Regions from separate parts of the Homo sapiens genome. Here region 1 is linked to region 2. A link is a loop called in an ENCODE intact Hi-C map of the cell type or tissue named here. Cell type or tissue: ascending aorta. All regions are shown on one strand. Each heading gives the region's core, and the rest is flanking DNA. Links, peaks and the distances in the headings are about the cores only. Region 1 overlaps FNIP1 (folliculin interacting protein 1). Region 2 overlaps RAPGEF6 (Rap guanine nucleotide exchange factor 6).

The links. Peaks named below come from ENCODE experiments on the same cell type or tissue, not always from the same donor. Only the 100,000 strongest peaks of a DNase experiment are listed, where the experiment ranks them.
Region 1: it touches region 2 in a loop (1.9-fold over the local background); 3 of 110 quality-filtered maps call a loop at or near these places.

Annotation. Positions count from the first base shown.
Region 1 is chr5:131,673,238-131,676,156 of GRCh38, reverse strand. The region is part of intron 13 of FNIP1 (folliculin interacting protein 1); the gene reads left to right. Among named protein-coding and RNA genes, the nearest start is that of RAPGEF6, 39 kb to the right of the region's middle. In ascending aorta, for the core only: no CTCF peak of the experiment used is centred there; no DNase peak of the experiment used is centred there; H3K27ac peaks cover 1,703 bases.
Region 2 is chr5:131,603,587-131,606,505 of GRCh38, reverse strand. RAPGEF6 (Rap guanine nucleotide exchange factor 6) reads left to right here. Exons shown (of 28, transcript NM_016340.6): 2 at 1,813-1,883. Among named protein-coding and RNA genes, the nearest start is that of RAPGEF6, 30 kb to the left of the region's middle. In ascending aorta, for the core only: no CTCF peak of the experiment used is centred there; no DNase peak of the experiment used is centred there.

The DNA of each region.
Region 1 (2,919 bases), core at 202-2,701, 70 kb before region 2:
CCAGCTACTCAAGAGGCTGAGGCAGGAGAATGGTGTGAACCCAGGAGGCGGAGCTTGCAGTGAGCCGAGATCATGCCACTGCACTCCATCCTGGGCAACAGTGCAAGACTCTGTCTCAAAAAAAAAAAAAATTAGCTGGGCGTGGTGGCAGGCGCCTATAATCCCAGCCACTTAGGAGGCTGAGGCAGGAGAATCCCTTGAACCTGGAGGCAGAGGTTGCAATGAGCCGAGATCATGCCACTGCACCGTAGCCTGGGTGACAGAGCGAGAATCTGTCTCAAAAAAATAAAGCAATTTGATAAGTTTCGCATATATGCCTCTGAAACCATCACCACAATCAAAATGGTAATCATATTGCATCACTTACAAAAGTTTCCTTATGCCTTTTTGTAATCTCTTCCTCCTCCTCCTCCTCCCCATCTCCTTCTCCCCAACTTCTCTGTTCCTCTTCCACCATCCCTAGGCAGCCACTGGCCTACTTTCTGTCATGGTAGATTACTTGCATTTTCTAGAGTTTTATATGAATGGAATCATGCAGTATATACTTTCTTTGATCTCATTCATTCAATATAATTCAGATTCACCTATTTTGTATGTATTAATGGTTCATTCCTTTTTAATGCTGAGTAGTATTCCATTGCATGGACCTTTTTAAAATCAAATTATTAGTAGTATTTTTTAAATTGGGACATTTAAATCCTTTTTTAATTCTACAATCATTTGTTGACTGTCTAGGCTCTGTTTAAAAAGCACAGAGGCTGTAAAGATGAATGATTTGGAAATTGCCCTCAAGAAGTCGACAGTCTAAGACTGTAGGTAATATATATGCAGACAACAATGATAATTCAAGGAGGAACTATAAGAGAAATGAAAAGTTTAGTGAGAGTTCAACAGGGGAGCCTACTTTTGTCCAAGTGAGGATGCTTAGGTGGGAAGCTATGGACTGGCAGAGATATTGAGGAAAGGGACAGGACATCACATGAGTAAAGAGTCTAGGTGTTAAAAGTGCAGAGCATATTCAGTGGTCCAGTTTAACTGGGGCTTTGTGCGAATAAGGATGATTTCTTCTTCTGACTGCCAAGAAGGAGGATAAGTATAAGAAAATAAAGCTGGAAAAGTAAAGTGGGAATCATGAAAGACTCACTTGCCATGCCAAAGCAATTTCAACTTACTTGGTAATTTGTGGGAATTATGGGAGTAGTTTAGAACAGTGGCATGGTGATATTTGAGCCAGTGTGTTAGCCAGAAGAGAAAATTTATCATAATAGTATCTATAGCTTATATTTATTTGAGACCTATTTATATTTGTTCCTTTAAAAAGTGTGAGGGCTTTGTAAAGTAAAAATAGAGGATTTTAAATGTGTATACTGACAACTTCAAAAATTGAATTAAGTTGAAATTAATGGCTTTGTATTCTCCTTTTTTTTTCTTTCTTTCTTGAGACAGGGTCTCACGCTATTGCACAGGCTGGAGTGTGGTGGTGCGATCACAGCTCACTGCAGCCTCAACTTCCTGGGCTCAGGTGATTCTTCCGCCTCAGCCTCTCAGGTAGCTGGGATTACAGGTGCGCGCCACCATGCCCAGCTAATTTTCTGTATTTTTTTGTAGAGACAAGGGTTTCGCCATGTTGCCCAGGCTGGTCTTGAACTCCTGGGCTCAAGTGATCAGCCTGCTTCCACCTCCCCAAATGCTGGGATTACATGTGTAAGCCACCATGCCCAGCCCTATTCTCCATAGTTTTGGCACTGAAATTACTGGTTTAATTTGAAGTATAGCATAAATATAGAAATGCTAATTTCTAGTCCTGCCCCCCTCACCTCCCCTGCTTTTAACATAATGGCTAGTCATGTTTAGAATGGATTCAAAAGTGAAAATGAACTGCATGGCTGAACTTGTTGCCCTTTCTTTTCCTTTTAGTAAGGATGAGTCTCTCTCTTCCTGCCCTTTCTGGCCTATCCTGAGTACCCAACCCTCTAGGGAATGGAAGGGGAAAATAGGCTTTTACAAACATGGGAGCTGGTGGGGTGGGGTGCTGGCTAGAGGAACAACAGTTAAAGTTCAGAGATATGACTTACTTTTTTATTTTATTTCTTTTTATTTTTTATTATTTTTATTTTTTTGAGACGGAGTCTTGCTCTTGTTGCCCAGGCTGGAGTGCAGTGGTGTCATCTCGGCTCAGTGCACCCTCTGCCTCCTGGGTTCAAGTAATTCTCCAGCCTCAGCCTCCCAAGTAGCTGGGACTACAGGTGCCCACGACACCACCTGGCTAGTTTTTGTATTTTTAGTAGGTACAGGGTTTTACCATCTTGGCCAGGCTGGTCTTGAACTCCTGGTCTCAAGTGATCCACCCATCTCGGCCTCTCAGAGTGCTGGAATTACAAGCGTGAGCCACTGTGCCCGGCCCCAGAGATATGATTTAAATCAGGAATGGTTAAGTGTGTGGTGTGACGACTATAGCTTTGCTCCATTTTACCACTACTCCTTTCCTCTCCTTGCAAGCCAGTGGATATTGTGCTTTGTCTTTTCTTGATTGGACACAGCTACAGAATCCTTGTGTACATAGTACTTCAGGCAGTACTTCTCTAACAAGGTAAAAATGCTCTGCATGGAGCCTGGGTTAGAGAATATTCTTGGGATATGTGAGTTTCAGAACTGACTCTTTGCTTGAGGTTTCTGAACCATAGCATTTGTTTAAAGAGGAAACCAGAAAACCCTTAAATTCACCTTTCTCTCTGGTTAAGATTATTCATCTCATCTTCCTCCCTTGAATAGTCACTCATCTGTTAAAGAACTAAGAGTGAGGCCAGGCATGGTGGCTCACGCCTGTAATCCCAGCACTTTGGGAGGCCAGGGCCAGTGGATTGCTTGAGCCCAGGAGCTCAAGACCACCCTAGGAAACATGGCAAAACTCTGTCTCTA
Region 2 (2,919 bases), core at 381-2,880:
TTTTATATACTTAAATATCTTTTTCACTGTTACTTTAGTAAGGATTTAGCAGAAATAAATGTGGTTGTTCAATTCACTGTGGTTAATTGACAGTTGTTATCTTTGGAATTAGAGATTATTGCCTTTTTTTTTTTTTTTTTTCCCTTGAGATGGAGTCTCAATCGCCTAGACTGGAGTGCAGTGGTGCGATCTCGGCTCACTGCAACTTCTTCCCAGGCTCAAGCCATCCCTCACACCTCAGCTTCCTAAGTAGCTGGGACTACAGATGTGTACCACAAGCCTGGCTAATTTTTTTAAATTATTTTTTGTAGAGGCAAGTTTCACCATGTTGCCCAGGCTGGTCTCTAACTCCTGGGCTCAAGTGATCCACCCACCTTGGCCTCATACAGTGCTGGGATTACAGGCGAGAGCCACTGTGCTCAGCTTGATGCTTTTCTTTTCTTTTCTTTTTCTTTTTTTTTTTTTTTTTTTTTTTTGAGATGGAGTCTCACTCTGTCACCCAGGCTAGAGTGCAGTGGCACAATCTCAGCTCACTGCAAGCTCCGCCTGCCGGGTTCACGCCATTCTCCTGCCTTAGCCTCCCGAGTAGCTGGGACTACAGGCACCTGCCACCATACCCGGCTAATTTTTTGTATTTTTAGTAGAGATGGAGTTTCACTGTGTTAGCCAGGTTGGTCTTGATCTCCTGACCTCATGTTCCGCCCGCCTCGACCTCCCAAAGTGTTGGGATTACAGGCGTGAGCCACCGTGACCAGCCTAGCTTGCTGCTTTTCTTAATGGCTCCGTGTTGTCTTATTAACCTACTAGAAAACAAGTTGTCTTTAGTTTCTCCCCCAGTACCCCCACTACTATCTGATAATTTTCTTGGCCAGTTGTATATCAGAGTGGGAAGGCAGTGTTTGGAAGTAGTTTGCCCTGGTATAAAGGCATTATTCCTCATAGGAAATAGGAAGTATGTTTTTTATAGCGAATTTAAGCTTGTCTGCTTTTTATTTTTTATTTATTTATTTTTTATTATACTTTAAGTTTTAGGGTACATATGCACAACGTGCAGGTTAGTTACATATGTATACATGTGCCATGTTGGTGTGCTGCACCCATCAGCTCGTAGCTTGTCTGCTTTTAATCTTAAATGACATCAGTGGTACAATACTATTTGCTGTTAGGGATCTATAGACTCTTTCCACTTTCTTCTGCTATGCCACTGCTCTTAGTTGAGGTTATACTATGTCATCTTGAGGTTTTTGTTGTTGTTGTTGTTTTAATGCCTAGTTATCTGGGTGAGGAATAGAGAAAGATGTTCTACCTCTTTCACAGAGTGAACAATAGGATTGTACCATTGGAAATCTTTTTTATTTAGTGGTAGATTATGTCATTTTGAGTCTCTTTAGAAAGAAATTCTTTAGAAAGTCATATTTTAAGAGGAATATTGATAAACTGGGTCATCTCTAGAGATGTCAGCCAGGATATTGGATATCAAATATTTGGAGGCCACTAAAGAAGGAAAGTTTACATCTGCTTAGAAGTGAAATAATGAATTAATATACTTTCATATAAAATAATGAATTTGGGGTTCTGGCATTGTTTGAATGAATAGAGGCCATTGGTCACGTTGAAGAGGAGTTCCTTTGAGAGCTGAGGGATCTCTTCTCTGCCTTTTCAAATCTTTTATGATTCAGAGGTTTTATGATTTTTCCATAGTTAACTGCTTTGCCATAAGTGGTTGTTTGCTTAAAATCAGAATTGTGGGGTGCCTTATATTTTAAACAGCATATTTGAAAAATAATCTAATTTTTTTCTTCTGTTCCACAGGACTTAAATACTATTTATTCTTATCTTCATGGAATGGAAATATTATCAAATCTCAGGGAACATCAGCTTAGGTAAGTGTCGTTCTGTATTTAAGAGCACACGCTGTATAGCCATTCATTCATTTATTCACCAAATATTTGTTAAGCACCTTTATATTCCTTATTGTTTTAAGCCCTTGGTATATGCATTATAGATTAGATCCCTGGTTTCCTGGAGTTTATATTTTGGTAGGGGTGATTTTGGAGTTGGGGAAAAACACTGACAATAAAAACTGAATTTGTTTTTCTTATTCAGTTTTTCTTAGCCATGGGACCTTAAGTCAGAACTAACCTTTAACTGTGGTTTTGTCTTCAATAAAATAGGGGTAATGATAGTATCTTTGTTGAAGTATTTCAAGGATTAAATGAAAATAAGTACCTAAAGCAAAACACAGTGTTGAGGTTGTGCTAGTTAGTAAAGACAAAACTCCTGTTATCTTTTTGTAGTTTGTGTTGATATTTATTATGCCAAATGCTTCAGCTGGGTATGGTATGTTGTATTATAGTGTTGTATTATACAAGTGAAAGGAGCAGGAATCTTGATTTGGCCTAAGCTCCTGTGGAGAAAACCCATAAACTTTCTGAACCTTGTTTTTTTCTTCTGAAAAATGGGCTGGCTATCTGTCCTGGTTATCATATATCATTATGATTATATTTATAAAAACACTTTCGAGTGCTATAAAACACTTAACTATATAATATTTTAATTAAACATGTGTTCCCACCACGAACAGCTTATCCAGTGACTTTTCCTGGGTTTTCATCAAGTTTCTGGTTATTGACCAGATTGATAAAATATAATTATTAGAGATTTATTATTTATTATATATTTTCTGTATAACATAATTCAGCTGTTAGTGTATGCCAAATAATTATATCAGGAAGAAAGAAAACTGAAAAATTAGCATTTTGTAATACTCAAAATATTTTTTATTGCAAACTGATTTATATATTCAGCAATTTTTTTGTATGTACATGCCTCTGCCAGTAACTGTTCTTCACACTGAGGATTCAGTAGTGAATCAGACAAATGTATATTTTTTGTAATGAAAACATTATTTGGTGTGAA